3 separate regions of the Homo sapiens genome follow, and all the other regions are linked to region 3. A link is a loop called in an ENCODE intact Hi-C map of the cell type or tissue named here. Cell type or tissue: PC-3. All regions are shown on one strand. Each heading gives the region's core, and the rest is flanking DNA. Links, peaks and the distances in the headings are about the cores only. Region 1 overlaps CREB5 (cAMP responsive element binding protein 5). Region 2 overlaps CREB5 (cAMP responsive element binding protein 5). Region 3 overlaps CREB5 (cAMP responsive element binding protein 5).

Evidence for each region. Peaks named below come from ENCODE experiments on the same cell type or tissue, not always from the same donor. Only the 100,000 strongest peaks of a DNase experiment are listed, where the experiment ranks them.
Region 1: a loop joins it to region 3, with 8 times the contacts of the local background. A loop is called at or near these places in 1 of 110 quality-filtered maps.
Region 2: it touches region 3 in a loop (4-fold over the local background); 1 of 110 quality-filtered maps calls a loop at or near these places.

Annotation. Positions count from the first base shown.
Region 1 is chr7:28,801,396-28,808,293 of GRCh38, reverse strand. CREB5 (cAMP responsive element binding protein 5) reads right to left here. Exons shown (of 11, transcript NM_182898.4): 8 at 3,772-4,095. Among named protein-coding and RNA genes, the nearest start is that of TRIL, 150 kb to the left of the region's middle. In PC-3, for the core only: no CTCF peak of the experiment used is centred there; DNase peaks (open chromatin) are centred at 1,243 and 3,173; H3K27ac peaks cover 1,043 bases.
Region 2 is chr7:28,662,672-28,669,569 of GRCh38, reverse strand. All of the region lies in intron 5 of CREB5 (cAMP responsive element binding protein 5), which reads right to left. Among named protein-coding and RNA genes, the nearest start is that of CREB5, 250 kb to the right of the region's middle. In PC-3, for the core only: no CTCF peak of the experiment used is centred there; a DNase peak (open chromatin) is centred at 3,209; H3K27ac peaks cover 1,522 bases.
Region 3 is chr7:28,726,156-28,733,053 of GRCh38, reverse strand. The region is part of intron 7 of CREB5 (cAMP responsive element binding protein 5); the gene reads right to left. Among named protein-coding and RNA genes, the nearest start is that of TRIL, 230 kb to the left of the region's middle. In PC-3, for the core only: no CTCF peak of the experiment used is centred there; a DNase peak (open chromatin) is centred at 3,593; H3K4me3 peaks cover 340 bases; H3K27ac peaks cover 1,129 bases.

The DNA of each region.
Region 1 (6,898 bases), core at 1,062-6,061, 75 kb before region 3:
TATTACACAGTTCTTAATGCAGAGGACTAGCTGGACCTGCATACTCCAGCCGGGCCTGCCTGCCCCTCAGAGCGCTCACCAGGGTGAAAGGAGATCCAGGAGAGCTTTCTAGGTGATTGGGAAGCTGGGCCTTTGAAAGCATTAAATTGATGCCTGAAGCAGCACTGAGCCCTGTCACACTGTGTGTGTGTGAGATAGTGAGAGTTGCTTGTGCATTACCATACAGTTACATTAGAAGGAAATCCTGAGTGGCAAAGCACTTTATTAAAAAGTTTTACTATGCTTATAGAGTCCTTGCAAGGTCTGTGTGGGACTCAGCAACATCTAAGGCTTGGAGACCCCCACACATAGAGCTTTATTTCTATTCATAAGGCAGACACACAGCACCTTGTGAAATTTCTACACCTGACTCTTTTCTTTATATGTCTGGACACCTAATGCTTTCCCTCATGCACTTCACTCCTTCCTCCTTCTTCATTCTCAATAAAAGGTGTTTTTTTTTTTCCTCTCCCATTTCTTAGTCACTCAGGTTTATGACGGTAATACCTATAAAGTTGTTTTACAAGAGACATTTAACCTGCAGAAATAACAGGCCAAAAGTTTTAAAAATGAAGCTCAACAATCTTTTCTACCACATTGCAGCACTATGATTGAAATCAATCAGAATGACTGTAATTGCACTAATAATGGCTACTGGTTGACATCAGTTGACTGATGGTGATGTATTTTAATCCAAAACTCTATCAAACCATCTATGACTAACTGTAAAAGAATCAGGCCCAGGGTTGAGGTTGAACTGCATCTTAGTAATTTTATGCAAAGCAAAGACATTTTCTTTTTTTCTTGAGACGGAGTCTCTCTCTGTCGCCCAGCCTGGAGTGCAGTGGCGCGATTTCGGTTCACTGCAACCTTTGCTGCCCAGGTTCAAGCGATTCTCCTGCCTCAGCCTCCCAAGTAGCTGGGATTACAGGTGCCTGCCACCATGCCTGGCTAATTTTTGTAGTTTTTTAGTAGACACAGGGTTTCACCATCTTGGCCAGGCAGGTCTTGAACTCCTGACCTCGTGATCCACCCGCCTCAGCCTCCCAAAGTGCTGAGATTACAGGCGTGAGCCACCGCACCAGGCCAGCAAAGACATTTTCTAGAACTGTTTGTTTGTTGGTGACTCTTTTCCTCCCGATTATAGAGGAATAACAAAATAAATTAACTGTCTAAGGTCTTACTCATCAGAGTTGCTAGTGAAGGCGTCATCCTTGTTATTGGCAGGGGCTTAGCACTTGTCATTCCAGATGCTAATTCCTGAGCTAACTACTGCAAAGAAAAGCATTAAGAGGGAATGTGCTAACTGCTCGGATATTTTTGCCTTTAACTGTTTCCTTTTGTGAATTATAATCTCTTATTGCCAGCCCCAGACAAAACCCTCAAATAGGAAAAAATTGATTTTTAATCTCCATTGCAGGGACTTATCTTTCAATTCTGTATCCTCCTACCCTAAGTTTAATCAACCTGTAACCCATGATACTTTTCCTGTGCCTTCACCCAAAGGCATAAGTGACGTGGTTTCAGGTGTAATTAGGTTCAGGATTGATTAAGAGAAATTCCTTGAAACCAGCACTCTACAATCACATCCTTACATGCAGGAGGAGCACAAGAAGCCAGGAGAAAATGCAAATACAACCCTAAAACCAGAATTTGTATACCTGGTAATTATTGTCGCTTGTAATTTTATTTTTAAAGCAGAATTCTCTTGGCATAGATGCTCTGAAAATTTTGATCAAAAGTAATAAATTATAATTTCAAAAAGGCAGATTTTATTCCAAATCACCTTAGAATCTCAGAGTTCAAAGGATTCTATTCCTACTTTCAGATAATCATACAATTAAGCAAAATGGCAAGATCTCAGTAATCAGCCAAGTTAATACAATTTAAGAGTGGTATTTTGGGATACTGCCTAAATGATCTGGTTCAAATTTTAGCAAGACCAACCTGGGCTCTTTCTTTTTAGCATACAATTAAAAAAAGCAACTGTTCATAAAGCTAATTATAATAGCAATTAACTAATTGCATATACTATTGGCCACTTACTGACTTGAAACAGAGGGCAATTGGCTAATTGGTAATTAGCTAGTGAATGGCTTTTATATTCAAAGAATTGTTATATAACTTGCTCTGTGAAATAACTTGCCCATAAAGGCAACCAAACCTTGATGTTCTCGTTTCCTTATAAACTAAGTACAAATGTGAATCAATTTGCCCATCATTGACTTTGTAGTTTTTTTTTTTCTTTCTAAATACATGTTCTAGTATGGCGTTTGACTAAAAATGTGACTAAAAATGTTCTCTGGATAGCATTTGATTGCTATACAATTTGCTAAACTTCTACTGGTTTGGAATAACATATTTTGAACACTGTGTCAAGGGCTTTACAGAGATTCTCTTATTTAATACTCATAAGAGCCTAGGAGTTTAGTCTACTATTACCCAGCCCCATTTTACAGATGGGAAAACTGAGGGGTAGAGAGGTTGTTTCTGTTCACAATCACACAGTGAGGAAGGCAGGAAAAAAATTAAGGTTATCTCATTCTAATGCTCAATTCTTATTCACAATGTAGAACACCTCTAAGAACCTTGCAAAAGACAGTTTATCTAATGAATAGCTTCGAGAGTTGCTTGTGCCTGACCCATTCTGTGGATGGCTGTCCAGGTTTGGTGCATGTTAATGGAGGGGGGCTCAAGAGTTCAAAAAGCTGCCGGGTATAAAGTCACGTCTCCAGAGGCAGATGACAGAGGAGACAGTGAATAAGTGTTTTTTGGCGGTTCCATGCTTCCGACACCCTTCTGATTCAGCTGGTTGGAAGCTGGCAGTGTGGACTGGGTGGAAGGTATGGATGAAAGTCATTCTGCTTGAGGATCCAAAGTGTCTAGGCCCAGCCATGCTCCTGGACATGCCCTTCATCCACTTACTAAAACTCACTCCAGTACAGGACTCGCCTCTCTTCTTGGCCGTGGGTGACATAATGTCTGCCTGGTCCCCCAACCCTCTTTCAGTTTTGTCTAAATGCTGGCTTTCTTTGCAGCCACTCCTGGTGACTCTCACCCACTGGGATTTGGCCTTTCTCTTGGTCTGATCATCTACAGAACTTGGCTCTCTTTCTGTTCCCTCCAACGCATTTCTCATTCAGGGGGATGAGTCACCTCTCTTCACCATTTACACAGCACCTTACGCCCTAGCATCCATGATGGAGCTTCTTTGTCTGCCTTGAATTGTTACTCTTTAGATTTTTAACATTCACTGTTACTCAGAAGATTGCCTGTTGTATTTAACTTCCATTTTACAGGTGACAAAATTGAGTCTCTATGATGTTTTAAAACATAGCAGCTAGAACCAGGGTTAGAATTAACTCGTTTTTCTCATTCTTAATTCACATCTTTCTTCACAAGCTTAAGTTCTTCCTAATCCATTGATTCATATTACTTTTGAGAGGGGCTAACTTTCTGACACACTGCAAAAATAGATTTTGGAGAACTTAAAGTTTATGCTTGCCCTTAGAGACTAGACCTGATATTTTTTAGTGTATTATTTATAGAAATTATGATCTGGTAGGGTCTTATGGGTAAGGCTTGCCTCCTAGGAGATAAACAGAGCCCCTAGAATGTGAGATAGAACACCTGGGCTTGTCAAACAAGATTGCTGCAAATGACCCCAGCATTAGAGCTTGCACTGTTAAGAAGGAGAATAAGAAGGGGAAAGAGATCACGGAAAAGGTCTACCTGTGCTTGGTTGCCGGTGTGCAGGGGCGGATGTGGCGAGGTCTGGTGATGTGCTGGGTGTGCATGAAGGTGGGAATGGGAGTGGTGATGTGGATGGTTCTGCTGGTGATGGGGTTGAGGGTGAGGATGGTGTGCTGGGTGCTGGTGCTGGTGTGGGTAAGGGTGATGGGGTGGCAGTGTCTGGTGCTGATGCGGGTGCGAGTGCATGTGATGGTGTGGCGTCTGGTCCTGCCGGGAGCCCATCATCTCCATCATGTGTCCCATGGTGTTCATGTTCCCATTTGACATGGCAGCAGGGTGGTGAGTCAATGCAGCCTTCAACCTCTGAAACAGAACAAAAGGGAGGAGAGAGAACAACTGAAGTCAGTCATGTACATGATAGAGATTTAAAAGCAAAATGACTCACATTTTCAATTCTATATTTTACGATGCTATTGTTAATGTTTCCTACCAGTAGCTATCTTGCTACCAGTACAAGATAGCTTTTATATTAATTTCATATTTTCTTATATATCGTGGTCAGTAGGAGGGTCAATGTCAGCCAAATAGGTTAATTCAACTGTCAAAGCCAATGGGCAGGATATCCTATCAAGAATCATACATTCTACTAAAAGGTATTTCCTATTATCCAATCATGCATTATATCGTATCTACAACTGAATGCAAGCATACACCAAAGAGCACCATTCAATATGGTGATAGCACTGAACAAAGAGACTCCATCTGGTGTGCTACTGTATTTAATTTTTTTTTTTTTTTTTTTTTTTGAGATGGAGTCTTGCTCTGTCACTCAGGCTGGAGTGCAGTGGTGCGATCTCGGCTCACTGCAACCTCCGCCTCCCAGCTTCAAGCAATTCTCTGCCTCAGCCTTCTGAGTAGCTGGGATTACAGGCATCTGCCACCATGCCCAGCTAATTTTTGTATTTTTAGTAGAGATGGGGTTTCATCATCTTGGCCAGGCTGGTCTTGAACTCCTGACCTCGTGATCCATCTGCCTCGGCCTCCTAAAGTGCTGGGATTACAGGCGTGAGCCACCGTGCCCGGCCAGCCACTGTATCTTGTAAGAGTCACAAGAACAAATGCTCTTGCCTCTCAAAATATTTCTCAGACACAGAGAATAAATAATTTCAAATTTTAAAAAGTAGAGAGCTAATCTGATTTTAGGGCTTAAAATTAGAGTTAGTAATTTACAAGCTTCGGAGGTAATGTGTAGGTCTTTTCTGTTACCATGATTTTTCTTATGGTCCCTTCCAATACTCTTAATTTTTCTCACTCAATAGCTTTCTTTTGACTTTGAGAAGGGAGTGAGGAAAATAGAAGAATATGAAGTATTGCACCTCCTTTGATGGCCACATCAACTGGCCAGATGTATTTCTAACACAAAAGCATTATCCATTCATAAGCAGACATGCACACAAATAACTTGTACCTGAGTCTAAAGGAGGGGTCAGCAAACTTTTTCTATAAAGAGTCAGATAGTCAGTATTTTCTTCTCTTATCTTCTGTGTCACAACTACTCAACTCTGATACTGTGGTGCAAAAGCAGCTGCAGACAATGTATAAATGAATGAATCTGCTATGTTCTGATACAACTTCAGGGACAGGAAATCTGAATTTCATATAATTTTTACATGTCAGAAATGTTATTCTACTTTTGATTTTTTTCCCCAGTCACTTAAAACTTGAAAACCATTCTTAGCTCATACACTGGACAAAATTAGGCAGCGGGCCAGATTTGGCCCTTGGGCCATCATTTGCTAACCCCGTTCTAAAGATTCAGTTGATAATCAGCTTAGTCCCAGTTTCTTCAAAATTGTTTCTTCTGTGACACAGTCAATTATCATCATATCCCGAGGGGCATAATGTGCTAAGGACTGTATAATGCAGTTACTCGTTGGAAATATATCTTATGCAGAGATGATTGTCTAATTGGCAAGCTCCCATTGCCTTCATGAAGTATTTACCAGGGGACTGCAAGTTCTTTCCAGATTTGTGTTCTTATCTGATTCATGATAGTGGTGTATAATTGCTGGGCAAGGAAACAGTTGTATTTAAATGACGATCAAAGCTACTATGCTCTAACACTGTACAATATTAATGATTCTCAACCAGTTACATACACTATTGAAAAATACCAATTCAATTAATCAAAATCCTTAATTAAACATAAAGAGCCTCTACCTGCTAAGAAAAAAAATAAATAAAAAACAAGAGGAAAGGATGGTAGACTGTATGTTAATATGCGGTCATCATTTAAAATATTTTTGTCATCCCGATTCGGTAGCCACATAGTCTACTTCTCACCTCTTTCATGAGCAACAGATACTGCACAACAGCTACTGACCTTCATAATCCTGAAGAAGTTCAGCATCCTAAATGTCTGGGAAAGATTAGATGCTGGGTACTGTGTTTCCTCCTTTTTTTTTTTTTTTTTTTTTTTTTTTCAGATGGAGTCTCGCTGTGTCGCCAGGCTGGAGTGCAGTGGCAAGATCTCACTGCAACCTCTGCCTCCCGGGTTCAAGCGATTCTCCTGCCTCAGCCTCCTGAGTAGCTGGGACTACAGGCGTGTGCCACCATGCCCAGCTAATTTTTGTATTTTTAGTAGAGACAGGGTTTCACCATGTTGGCTGTGATGGTCTCCATCTTTTGACCTCGTGATCCACCTGCCTCGGCCTCCCAAAGAGCTGGGATTACAGGCGTGAGCCACCACACCCGGCCATGTTTACTTCTAAACAGAAAAGTGAACTAACACTTCTCATCTCCAATTTTAAGCAATGATTTCATTGTTTTTATAAAAATGCTTATTATAAAAATTTAAGCAATGCTTTGCAATGAAGTCAGCAACAATGAAGCCAAATGCGTTGTTTATATCTGGTGGGTGAACAGCATTCCAGACAACTCTATATATGTATATGGAGAGATGAAAGAATAACTAGAATAATTTTGTAACTGTGGAATTAAAATAGCATGTAATTTTAAAAACTTTTATTTGACTATGGCACAGCAAAGAAATGAAAATCTGGGGAATTGCTGGGTTTTAGATACATGTTTCTTTACCCCCAGGAGAAGTTTTTGGATGATACTTCCGAATTTAAGGATGAAAAAATATGAAAAGAGGTTATGTTGA
Region 2 (6,898 bases), core at 1,279-6,278, 64 kb after region 3:
GCCTAGAGCAGAGCCTTCCTGTATGCCCTCCACCAGCTTCCCCTCATGGTAACATCTTACACAACCCCGGTACATTTACCAGAACTGAGAAATTGACGCTGGTACAGTACTATTAACTTAGCTTCAGGCTTTATTTGGATTAGTTTATTTCACTAATTTCATTTCCAGGAACCAATCCAGGACACAAACATAAAGGGGTTTTAATCATTTTATTCCCTTGCTCAAAACACAAGCTCTCAATTGCTAACAAATCAAAGTAAACGTTGCCTAGTTATTTGGTCACATCCTATATTTTAGCATCATCTGCCACTATTTACCAACACGTACCCTGTAAGTTTTGGCTAGAACCAAACTGGACATGTTTGATTTTTCTCAATACATCTTGATCTTCCCTACATCTACAACTTTGCTAATGCTGATCCTTCAACTTGAAACATCCTTCACAGCTCATAGTTCTGCAGTTTCTATGAGACCCATATCAAATGTTTTCATTGCAAGAAAGGGTTCCTGGTACCTCAAGCCAGATGTGTTCTTTCTTGACTAAGAATTTCTGATGCACAGTATTGGTGCCTTTCTCGTGTTGCATACTGGGAAGGATACCACTACACGGGGCCTCAGAGCAGGGCAGAGTGAAAGGACAAGGTCTAGAACTGAGGGTCAGCAAGAGGGCCCCAGCCTCTGAAAGAGGAGGGTAGCAGCGGGCCGTGGACAGAGCATTGTGATGAATTTGACATGAAACTTCACACTCTCACTCACCGGTAAAACTGAATGCCATGGCACGCTTGAGGCCTAACAATATGATCTGATTCTAATACAGACTGAAATTATAGAAATAATATCAAAGAACCAGATAGTTCCTACCTAAAATACTCCCCGTTGCTTTCAATGTAATAAAACCTATTTTCATCCAAATCTGTTTAGAAGAAAACCTAACCCTTTGTGAACTCATTTTGTTTTGGTTTTTGTACATACTTCCTTCTCCCTTCCTTACTATATTAAAGATTAAATCAGTATTTTTTGTTGTAACATAAACTTTACAGGAAAACATATATTTCATTGGCCATAGCAATTCTTTTGTCATCGTATAAAACCACACTCACAGTTGCATAATTAAAATAGGATTCTGTATAGTTACAAACATATAATAAAAGTAATTACTAAAATAATGAGAAATAAACTTTGACATGTCCAGAGATGTTTACAAAACCCAGACAATGGAAAAGAATATATGACCCTTCATTTTGGAATGCAAAGCACTCATTTTTTCCTTCAATTAAAAGATGCTATACTCTTTTTATTAGTTTTCTTATATATCTTTTAGCATTAAGCTAGCAAAGAATTTAATAAAAACTGAACAGCATAAAGTGAGGTCATGCATTAGACCTGGGAAGGGAAACTTCATGAAGTTTCTTTCCGTGTCCTCATAACAATGAGTCCTGAAACAAGTAGAGTTTATAAGAGACTTAAACGTGGTACAACCTAACTATAGATTGGTTTATGAAAATGTGTGATTTTTGTATACAACTCTGTAGTACTCAAGGCTGGGGAAATTATGCAAGAAGAAGTATGATTAACTTCATGTGACTGAAAGGCAGACGTGCATTTTTTAAACCTTTAAATTGTCTCACATAATGTAAATATTCTCCTTTTTAAAGGCAAAGCAAAAGTTTGAAAACTTTGTTAATAAGAACCAAATATTAACCACTTGCCATATTTTTCAGTCTAACATATTTCTCAAAGAAAAGTATAAATGTGGACTAATTTCGAGTCCATTAAACAGGTATTTGTTTTCGTTTCCTCGGCTTTGTCATTTTAAGGAGACAGGCTGGATTCGGCTTCAAAAATGGTTGTATAGAAAAATTTTTATTTGCAAACTTAGAAACATTTTGTGAGTTTACAAATAAACAGAATGAGTTCTTATATAACACCAAGAAGTTTTCTTTTTTAACGGTTTCATCTTTTTTTTCTTTTCTCTCTTTTATTTTTTTAAAACATCATCTACTTAGAGAATGATTCCCATCCCAAAGAAAATATTTGGGCAGATTTATTCATATCCTTGGTTTAAAAAGGATATAAGCAGGCTAAGCGTATTTCATGGAAGAAAGGAAATATGCCCACAGTTTCTTTTATATATTAACAAGTGCTTTTTATTCCAAAACCTCAAAATATTCTGTATCTTTAAAAATTTGAACACCCTCAAGACAGAAATTTCTAAGGGGTCACATAGCATTTTAATTGCCCCAAACAAAACTTGCTGGCAGTTTCGAGCAACTAGATAGGAAGGGTAAGTGCTTACAAGAACACACTCATGCCAATAAATAGTATCCTTGATAATTCTGATTGACATTCCAGCTCCCACAGTGGGATTCAACAGCCCCACCCAGGGACAGCATGCATCTGAGAACTGTTTGAAGGTGTATATCTTTCGGATTTGTTTACAGTGGCTTGTTCACGGTCAGACAGAATTTTCTACATGATTCCAAGAGCATCAGTCCTCGTTTCACTCTTCACAAAAAAGCAGATCCCCAAGTCTTGTCGCTGGTGACCTATTTGATCCAAGCAAAGTTTGTGACAAGCAAGCTCCACTATAATCAAATAACTAGGGAAATCATTTTGAGGTTTTTTTTTTTTTTCCTAAGAAAGGGTCTCTCTCTTTTGTCCAGGCTGGAGTACAGTGGCATAATGATAGCTCACGGCAGCTTTGAACTCAAGTGAGCTCAATTGATCCTCCCGCCTCAGCCTCCAAGTAGCTGGGACACACTCCTGGCTAATTTTTTTATTTTTTATTTTCCCAGGTTGGTCTTGAACTCCTAGGCTCAGGTGATCCTGATCCCCCTGCCTGGGCCTCCTGAGTAGTTGCAATAACAGGCGTGAACCACCATGCCCAAGTTTGACAAAGTTTGTTGAAGTGGGATTTAGCTTGCAATGTATCCATTTTCTCCTGTTCTGTTGTACCCTTTCTTTTCCTCTTCCCTTTCTTTGGGCTATCTGGTCCATGGCGTTTATTTTAAATAAAAAATATATATATTTTAAAAGTAAACAGGGTTTGGACTGATTCTCAAAAAAGCCGCACCTGCATATGTAAAGGATCCGTTAACATCAGGAAAGGAAAGTGATTTGGGACTGACTCAAGTCAGGGAACTACCCACTGAATCATCACTGACACCTCCAGGGTTTCTTTGGAGGTCTCTCATAAGAACAGGGATCTAGCCCAACCCTGTTCAGCTTATGAGAGCTTAGCTGAAGGTGGTATGGCTGCTGGCCACATTACTCATTGGGGATATTGAGTCATATACATTTATAAGGGGTGGGCACAGAACATTAAATATCCCTAAGGTGTTTTGTAGCTTGAATGGTGTTGCTGAGCACACAGAGGGACAGAGCTCAATTTCTGATTTTGGGTATGACATGCAAGTTTCATCTTCACAACATGTATTTCTCATTTATTATCCAAACTTTTGGCAATCGCTCCTTATAACTCAACATTCACAGATTTCCAAATAAAAATGTTTACTATTTTTTGAGAGATGAAATGAAAAAAGACAGCAAAAAATAGATTTTTCTTACTGTTTTTTCTTTAGAAAGTTTAGGCCATTTAATCCATCATGGGTGGAATGACTTTTACATGGGATATTTTTAAGGGTGTCGGCAGCACTCTTTGTTCTTCCTTGTGCTTTAGACTTGCCTCTTAATTCTACTTGCGTAAGTTAACCTCAGAATTTAGATCATGCCTACAGTATGGTGCCCAGACTGGTCTCAAACTTCTGGGCTCAAGCAATCCTCCCACCACAGCCTCCCAAGCAGCTGAAGGCTAAATGTGATCTTTGAATAATGGCTTTGCAAGAAGATGGATAAATCTTCTATTCTCTCAACCACTATTTTCTGAGAATTATCAGTTCAAGCCATGTTCCCCCTATATCCTGCCAAATTCCTCTTTCTTACCAAAAGAAAAAAATGGATAATCTTGCTTGTCTGTTTTTCCCCCTACTTTCTTATAAAGTTCCTAAATACATTCTTGTAAGTTTCATTTAAACTAGGGCATTTGGTAAGTTGATAGTTATAGCATGCTCACAGCTGTGGGAAAACTGACATAAAAAATAACCAGCTCAGAAAAATGGCCCATGTACAACATCTTTGAGTTTTTATGTTTTATTAGCAATTTGGACTCATTACTGTTTGGGGGAGGAAGGAAGGGAGGTAGATGTTTCTGCAAGTTGTTTCTTTAATGTATTAAGCAGAGTTTTCTAATCAGGTTTAATGCAACTCTGCCTGGCCCTTTTAGCTGGGCTGTAGGAGACGCAGGCAACATTGATCACTGGTTTCCGCTCTCCCCTACCCCATCCTCCCCATACACCTCCTTGGCCCTCCCTGATGGTCCTTCATGGAAATTCATTACCCAGCAGCAGAGGTCAAGCTAGGTATTTTGTGATGCTTCCATAGAGAAATGAGATAACCTCCTTATCGCAACCCAATATGTTCTCTGATCTTTCCCAGCTTTTGTCTTTTTCTTAGCCTTTTGGGCAAAGGCATGATAACCACTTGGCTCACAACTGCCACACTGTCCTGTGGTTTTGAATTATGATGACCAGAAAGAGCCGGATAATATTTAATAGCCTGAGATCACAGACTTCCCTGACACAACACTTAGCCAGGTCTGTCTTCCTTTTACAACCCTCATTATTTGTACCTGTTCTGTGACTTCTGGGAGAATACACTACGTCTAAAACTCTCTTTTTCTTCCCTTTTTGCTCTTCTGGGGTATTAATTTCCCCTTCTCCACATGAAAGGGCTGTCCATTTTGTTACCAAAATGCATTAATGCAGACTAGAAGAGTTCTGTTCCTAATCTTTTATGAATCTTGGTGAATCTTTGGAAAAAAACAGACGGCATGCTGAAATAGTCTCCTGTGGCATACTTCAGGAAAATCACAAATTATCACATTTGAGAAAATGTTAAGTACACAGGTATCATGTCTTCCAATTCAATGGTCACCCTTTCCCTAGGAACACAGGAACTATGATGGAAAAACGGTAGGCACAAGAGAAGTCAGAAGAATAAAATGGGAAATTTCATTTTAGTCAAACCTTCATACTTGGAGAGAGAAAGGAAGGAAAGAAGAGAGGAAGGAAAGGAGAGAAAGAAGGAAAAAAATGTATTTTTCATCTTTTCTTAGACAAGCATTATTCTTAAAGTCCTACAAGGCATTGAAACTGGAAAAGATTTAGAATCTAAAATACCAAGTTTTACTTGAAGGGCTGAATTGGCTCTTCAAGCTAATCAAACCAAGGATTTGATGTGACACATAGCTAGAAGACAAGAATGTTAATTCTATCTCTATGGACAAGATCACTGTTCAACTTGTTTTTCATGATGAAGTTGAAAGCTCTCAGAAAGAGAGATGTTAGAAGCCAAGTGAGCAGAAAAGTCCTGGATCATGGGTTTCTAGGAAAGTACAGGTCCTAATTGAAGTCCTGGGACCAGCAGCATCAGCATCACCTAAGGACTTGCTAGAAATGCAAATTCTTAGACCTCACTTGAGATCTTTGGGAAGGTGGGGTCCTGGAATCTGTATGGTTTTCCAGTTATTCTTCTGCATGCTAAGTTTGAGAAGCACTTATAACACTCTCCCACAGAAGAATTTAGCCTGCACTTTGGGAAGGGATAGTAATTACTAAGGCCCCCATTCAATGAAACAGCAGTACCTGCAGTACTAAAGCACATGAAAGAAGTCAAGGTGTAGAAGAACATGTTTATTATGAGCAAATGAGAGAAGGGGAAAGAATAAATTAACACAAACACACAAATGTAAACAGAGATGATTAGAATCTCTCTATCTATTACAGATCACAAACATTAAATTTCCAGAAGAAAAATAAATACTAGGATTATATGTGTAAAGAAAAGAGATCACCATGTAAAAGCAGGCTTTCAGTTTCTGATACTTCCATGTAGAAACCAGAGATGGTTCCAACTGGCAAATATGAAAACGGAATCTTAGACCAGAGACTTGTGGTCCCCTCTTGACTTAAAGGATCCTTCAGCCTTCACTCAAAAGGGGACAGCTGGCCGAGTGCGGTGGCTCACACCCATAATCCCAACACTTTGGGAGGCCAAGGCAGGGTGCATCTCTTGAGCCCAAGAGTTTGAGACCAGCCTGGGCAATATGGTGAAACCCCATCTCTACAAAACCCACAAAAATTAGCCTGGCTTGCTGGTGCACACCTGTAGTCCCAGCTACTTGGGAGGCTGAGATGGGAGAATCGCTTGAGCCTGGGAGGCAGAGATTACAGTGAGCTGAGATCACTCCACTACACTCCAGCCTGGGTGACAGAGTGAGACCCTGTCTCAAGAAAAATAAAATGAAGGGAGAGCTTTTCCTCTAAGATTTTAGTATGAGGAACATTTCGATCTTTCTTTTTTTTTTTGAGATGGAATCTTGCTCTGTCACCCAGGCTGGAGTGCAGTGGTGCGATCTCGGCTCACTGCAACCTCCACCTCCCAGGTTCAAGCGATTCTCCTACCTCAGCCTCCAGAGTAGCTGGGATTACAGGCACCCATCACCACGCCTGGCTAATTTTTGTATTTTTAGTAGAGATGGGGTTTCACCATCTTGGCCAAGCTGATCTCGAACTCCTGACCTCGTGATCCACCCACCTAAGCCTCCCAAAGTGCTGGGATTACAGGTGTGAGCCACTGCGCCCAGCCTGATCTTTCATCTATACCGACACCCTTATGTATACCATCCTCTGCATCAATCAATGAGTACTAAATAGTAAAGCTGACAGTGAAGCAAAATGGGCAGACAGTAGCTAACTCATTTACCAAAAGCTTTTTTGCCCTTTCTTATCCTTCCTGGGGAGAGAAACAGAGACGGAACTTCCTCAGCGCCTCCCAGCAT
Region 3 (6,898 bases), core at 898-5,897:
GCATGCCTTTATTGTCTGGGACCTAAGTATCCTGTGAAGCTAATGATTCATCTTATTCACACTACAGCAATACAACAATCATTTAGTACAATCCAGCTTCTCAAACAAGCGATAAAAAGACAATTTTAAAAGGATACCAAAAGGGAAAACATACTCTTCGTAGTTTAAATTTCAAGATTGGATTCTTGGGTTTTAAGAAAAAAAAAAAAACAACCCTAAACCTTTAGGAAAACTTTGCCTCCTCTGTCTACCCGAATGCCCCACCTTCCATCCCTATCAAGGCACAAATTTCCAGATAGATCTTCTGTGCTTCCCACAAAAAAAAAAAAAAAAGCAAGACAGAGTCATCATCCCAAAGTGCAAAGCAAACTTTCATTATTAGCTGTGCTGGCAAAAATCTTGGAAGTGTAAGCTACAAACATTCCAAGAAAATGACCAAAATATATCTCTGCAAAGCAGAACTTCCCTGTAACAAGATTGTTAAATTTCCTTTTTTTTTCCTGGCTTTTCTGACACAGCTGAACTTATTCGCACAATGTTCCAAAGCAGACAGGGACACACGCGTGCTCACACGTCCACAAATACACAAGAAAGAGGCTCTTGAAAACTTTGTCTGAGAGGGGGTGTTCTGACCCAAACCATATGCAGTTTTTTTTGCCCAGATGCATCTGAATTCAGGCTCAGGAACATTAAACAAACATAAAAACAAGACCCAGCAATGCGCGTGCTGGGCTGGGTGACAGAGGCAGCTAGCAAATATTGGGATTGTATTTCACCAGTTGCCGTGGTTACCAAAACAGGGTGGATACTGGCAGAAAGAGAAAGAAATAAAACCGAGAAGACAATGAGTCCTAGGAGAATGTCTGAGTGTGTGTACAAGGAGCCGGTTGTGAGGGTGGAGAAGGTAGGGCCAAGAGAAAAGATGGAATGGAAAGGGGCGTTTCAAAACCCCTCTGTGCTTGTGTGAGCAGTGGGCTCATTCACCACTCCACACCCAGCATGATGTGGAGCTCTAGAACCCGAGGAAGACCCATGCAGGCACAAAGAAAACAGCGAGAAAACATGGGGATTTGGGTTGGTGACAAGCAAAACCAAGGCATTTTGTACTAGGTGCCAAGGGATGAAATCCTCAGCATGTATTCGTACGCTGGCTGGCAAATAAGCCAAGTCAAGACCACCAAGTCTCTGGAAGAATCATAGAGAATTGAGCCCATTCCTTCGGGGAATTTGATGATCAGCTTCAATTCCCAGTTGACATAGAAGGGAAAAGCTGATTGGCCTCTTTCACCCCTGTGTACTTCGCTTCAATAACCAAATTGCAGAAAATGCTTCATAAGCTATCACCTTAGAAAGGTCACTCTCACAGCAACCAGCGGATGACTTTCCCCATCAAACTTGATAGTATATACAGAGGGAAGTTCAACACACTTGAAAATCAGGAACCTGGGTTCTAATTCTCCTTCTTCCATTCATTAGCTTCTTGACCTTAGACAAGTTATTAACTTGAACTTCAGGCCTTTTTTTCTCAAAAGAAACGATTTTGCCAAAAGAATCCCCGAACTCCCTTCCTGTTTTGGAATTTGGTGATTCATAGGCAATTAATCATCTCTCAATTCTTGTTTTCAAGACACATAATCGAATGTATATTCTCGTGTATTTGGAGTTCTGATCAGGTCATGGAATACAAACTCTGTAAGAACTTATTCTTTTCTGTAGAAATATAAATAGATGGTTGCTAGCCCTTCTCTTATCAATGACCTCATAATCTAATCATTTACATTTTATTTTTAAGATGACATGATATATTCCTAAATTAAACTTTCTACAGTTTAAATGGGCAAAGTGGCAATGGCATATAAAACGTCATACTTCTAGCCAGCAGAAAGGAGATGGGGTTTCTGTTGGCTCTCAGTGTTAGTCTCAAAGTGCTATTGCTTTTAATTCTTTAATAACAATAGCTAAACTCAAATTCAGCACTTGTCTCAGCCAGACAGAGATTTAGAGAAGACTCCTCTCCAATATTTAGTTGATGAGGTCTAGAGAGTTTAATAGGCATAAGCAAAGAGGTGGTGGGGCCTGAGCTACTAATTTGAGCCTAATCTTACTTTATACAACTGAGCTTTATTTTTATAAAGGCATGCTTTTATTCAGAATAAGTTACCATGGGAACGCCAGGGATAGCATGATATAATAGAAACAGGACAAAAATCAAAGAAAACCTGGGCTCAGGTCCTGGTTATACCACTGAGTGATCCTGGAAAAGTCACTTAACCTCTCTGTGTCTATAAAACAAGCATAGTAACTTTCCCTGTTGATCCTACAGGGTTGCTATGAAGCCCCAACAATATGATGTACATGGAAGCAGTTTGCAATTTGTAAAGTGCTCTACTAATGTAAACTCACAGGATAACAATCCCTACTGCTGGCTAAACATTACAATTAAGGGCTAGAACCAGGAGCCCAGTGCTTGGGTTCACATCCCAGACCATATTTTACCAACTGCATGCTCTACAACATACCCAACCTTTCAGTTTATTCACTCGTAAAATAAGATTAAGGACACTATCTGGGCCAAGCGTGGTGGCTCATGCCTGTAATCCTAGCAGTCTGGGAGGTTGAAGTGTGAGGATTGCTTGAACCCAGGAGTTCCAAGATGAGCCTAAGCAACATAGGGAGACTCTGTCTCAAAAAAAAAAAAATTATCTGGGTGTGGTGGCGCATCTGCAGTCCTAGTTACTAGCTGCACCACCTAGTACGTGGGAGGATTACTTGAGCCTGCAAGTTTGAGGCTGCAGTGAGCCATGGTCCCTCCACTGCACTTTAGTCTGGTTGATAGAGCAGGATGTCTCAAAAAACAAAAAAAGAAAGAAAAAAGAATATCTACCTCATCAAATTGTTCTAAAAATTGAGAATATATTGCAAGATGCTTAACATAGCTCCTACCACATACATAAGTGCTTGATTCAGGCTGGCAATAACTACTCTCTACCACGGTGTTTTAAGAAGGAAAATCGCTTTTAAGGTGAGACACAGCATACATACAAGTGAGACTGTAGATTGCTATTGTTGCTGCTGTTGTCATGGAATCTTATGTAATTCCTATTCATCTGCATGGTGGACAGTGGTTTTCACAGCAATGAGGGAGGAGCATTCTGAGAAACGTGGTCATCTTACTTCAGCCCATCATCATCATGTTTTGATCACAGGCTACAGGGTCACATGGCTGCTGGCATGATTCAAAAGTTGATGAGAGCTTCTTTAAAGTCAATAGCACTTCTTTCCTAGTCACAAAGCTTCTGAGAAGCAGACAGCCTATTCATTCATTGCTTTTTATTCCTGGACTTTTAGGAAGTGAAGCTGGGGATGATTAAAGCAAATAGGCAAATCGAAGAACTGCATTTTTCAGGAGTGCCAGAGAGATGTTACCTGGAGACTGTCTTTTCATGTGTATAAGCTTTCCAGGCAACTCCATCTGGAGCCAGGCTCCTCTGTGATTTATCTGTTGGACAGTGGGTGGCCAAGGGGCACCGTAGGCAAACAGTTATCCAGCTCGATAATTAGGGAGGGGAAAGGCAAACACAAACACACCCAGGTTGACATTCAAAACGAAGTGGATATGCAACCACGGATTGCTCACCATACCTCCCTAGTTCTTGTCTGCCAGGCTGTGCGGAGGAAACCACGAGCCGACAGAAGCACTGTTAGTAATGTGTCAGTGCAGCTGACAGAGAAATCACAATTCTAGGTAGAAATGTGAAGGCCCAAGCTCAGGGTCCAGTTTTGTGTTTAAAATATGGCTTTATCTCCCTAAATCTTTAGTGGGCCTCGGTGTCCTCACTTGTGAAAAGAAGGAATTGGAGAAGGTTCTAACTAAGTAGTCTCCATTTCTAAGATGCCTTGTCTTTCTCATCCTTTTAGCTTCTTTCATTGATTCATTAATGCATGTACTTAGGTATCTATTCAATAAATTGCAAACCTAACTATAGACGAGGTATTGACAATAAATGATCAAAATACAGCATGACCAGTCCAACACAATGGAAGAAATAGCATTTAGTACTGATGCTCAACTCCAAGGAGGACAAAGACATTCCAACTTCTATTTTCAAAGGAACAGACATACTGCTTTTCTCTCCAGGAAAAAAAAAATGACAGATTTAGGTATTTTTCAAAGAAATCAAATGAAGTCAACTACTCTTGATAGGCTGATTACTTAGCTTAGAATTCATCTGGATTTATCCCACTTCACCCCACCTTCATCAGCATTGCTAGGGTTTGTTCCTTCCCATTATTTTAATTCAACTCAACTCAAACTCAAATTCATTTCTCATTCATGGGGCCTTTCTCAGTACAAGGAGCTTGCACGATGCAAAGATCATCTTCAAGGAGTTTTCAATCAATCGAGAGAGACACACGTGTAAAATAAGAAAAGTCAAGACAAGAATGTGTTTGGATAAAGAACAGTGAAGCTGTACCAGTTAGTGAGGCTACAGAGTCCTGTTTAAACCAAGCAGGAATGCTGCTAACCACTCTACATCTTTTCCAGGTTATTTGGAGGTATAAACTATCCTTGCCATCCTTGTCTCCCATTTTTATGTAAATATAAATTAACCCAAGGGAATCTGATTTAATCTGCTGGTTACTGACATCTATCTGGTAGCCATATGATATTTTTATCCAAAGGATCAATGTTGTGATCAAAAGCTTTGTTACTGGAGTCTGAAACTTTAGTCTTTGCTAAGTGTTGTGTCACTGGGCCAGTTTTATTAACCGTTTGTAGCCTCAGTTGCCTCAGCTGTAAAGTGGGGACAATAGGCCAGGCATGGCGGCTCATGCCTATAATCCCAACACTTTGGGAGACTGAGGCAGGAAGATCTCCTGAGGCTAGGAATTTGAGACCAGTCTGGCCAACATAGTGAGATCCTGTCTCGACAAAAATATAAAAAAATCTAGCTAGGTGCACACTTGTAATCGTAGCTACTCAGGAGGCTGAGGTGGAAGGATTGCTTCAGCCCAGGAATTCGAGGCTGCAGTGAGCCATAGTCATGCCACTGCACTCCAACCAGGGTGACAGAGTGAGATCCTGCCTCAAACAAACAAACAAACAAACAAACAAACAAACAGGGACAATATCTCTGTTGTGGGGCTGTACTGAGGAGAAAATCAGGTCACACCTGTACATATCTTTTTCCTACTGTCATTCCTAGTATCAACACTCTCTAGCCTTCACTAACTCTGAATAAACTTAAGGTGAAACCTGGGCAGAGTGGTCAGAGCCCTCCATCATTTTAATCAGTCCTATACAGTAGTAGCCACCTCATAGTTAATGAGACACAAGACAGGTGTATGGCCACATCTCCACCCCTAACCCTCACTGCTTATTTAGCTTCCAAATCGTTACTGGTTTCTTTAAAATAAAAACAAAAACCTCTTTCAAAGCTTAATAGAATTGGTCTGATTCCCATAAATAGAAATGAACACATATCTACATAACTCTGAGAACACCATAACCACATTACTACAGAATCATCTGCATGCTATAGAGACTGGAAATGTGTCCCGGGATGGTTTGCATTTCCCCTACCCCTTCCTTTCCTCCTTTTCCCCTTTGAATGTTAAAAATGTCCACCAGGTATCTATCAGTGAATTTCTTTCTAGCAGATCCCACTTTCATCTAAGACACGTATTGCTCCCAGGAATCTAGAAGGAAGAGCCTATGATGTTGAGAGGTTAGAAAGACAGAAGCCTCTCAGAGCTCTGAGTCTGCTCTGACCCCCAAAAGGAATCCAATACGTGCATTGTGAAGCCATGTCTGTTGACTTAATTCTTCAGAAAATGAATCCATAAAATGAAATTATAATTAGCCAGAATTATGATAAAAATAGCTTGGACAGATGTGGCTACAGTACATTGATACTAATGTACATTAAATCAAAAGATTTGCACATGTGCTTCTTGATCTAGGATGTCCTAGATTAATGCGCTGGAGAACTTGATAAAGGCACTGGGTTTGCTTGCTCTCACAATAGAAATTACTAATTGGGGGCAAAGAAAACAGATGCATTCTAATGGGCAATCACTACTCAGAAAAATTCTAACAAAATTGTGCATTTAAAGCAATCCTGTCTTAAACTTCTGTCCACTTCTAAGACCTCCAAGTTTCGCCAGAGATTTAGGATAATGGCTTTTGTCTGTGGCCAACAGGGAGCTTGAAATGGACACTCTGACAGCACTGTCCCCAGGGGAATAAGTCTGCAGTGTTTTGGTGTGGGCAACACCTCCCTTGCAGCTCTCTGGTTACTTCTGTGCTCTGGGAACACACCCTGCAGAGTGCATTCATCACAATAGTCCATGTGTGACCTTTGGAAAAGTCCTTGAAAACAGTGAAACAAGAGTTTTAGTTGAAATCTGGAATCCATTCCAGTCTTACACAGGAAGAAAATTAGGCATAGAACAACAAAGCCCATAGTTCAGAGAAACCTGGGGAGGCTCTGGCTGACATTAAAATCGTGCAAGTTTTTTTTTTCCTTCACTACTTTGTATTTCGTAAAAGCTTTTCATCTGAGCAGCCCAAAGCTGCTAGAAAATACTATATGGTTAGTATATGGCAATAACTGATTTCTCCAGTAAAAATGCAAGCATAATAAGAACAGAGATGCTGAGTGACATATTCAAATTCACTTAACATTTTTCCAGTACTATTCTTTCAAACATGAGCAGCCAATGCTACCATTTTTCCCTTCAAATTGATGTATTGGCAATAACAGGGGTAGAGGTGGGAGCTTGGGGCAGAGAATAGCTGTACTCCCTAAGCCCCAACCCTATGATAGAGTTCATTAGCTCAGATGCTGTGGACCTGGAAATATTCATTTTCTTAGAACATGAATCAGCCTCGTGG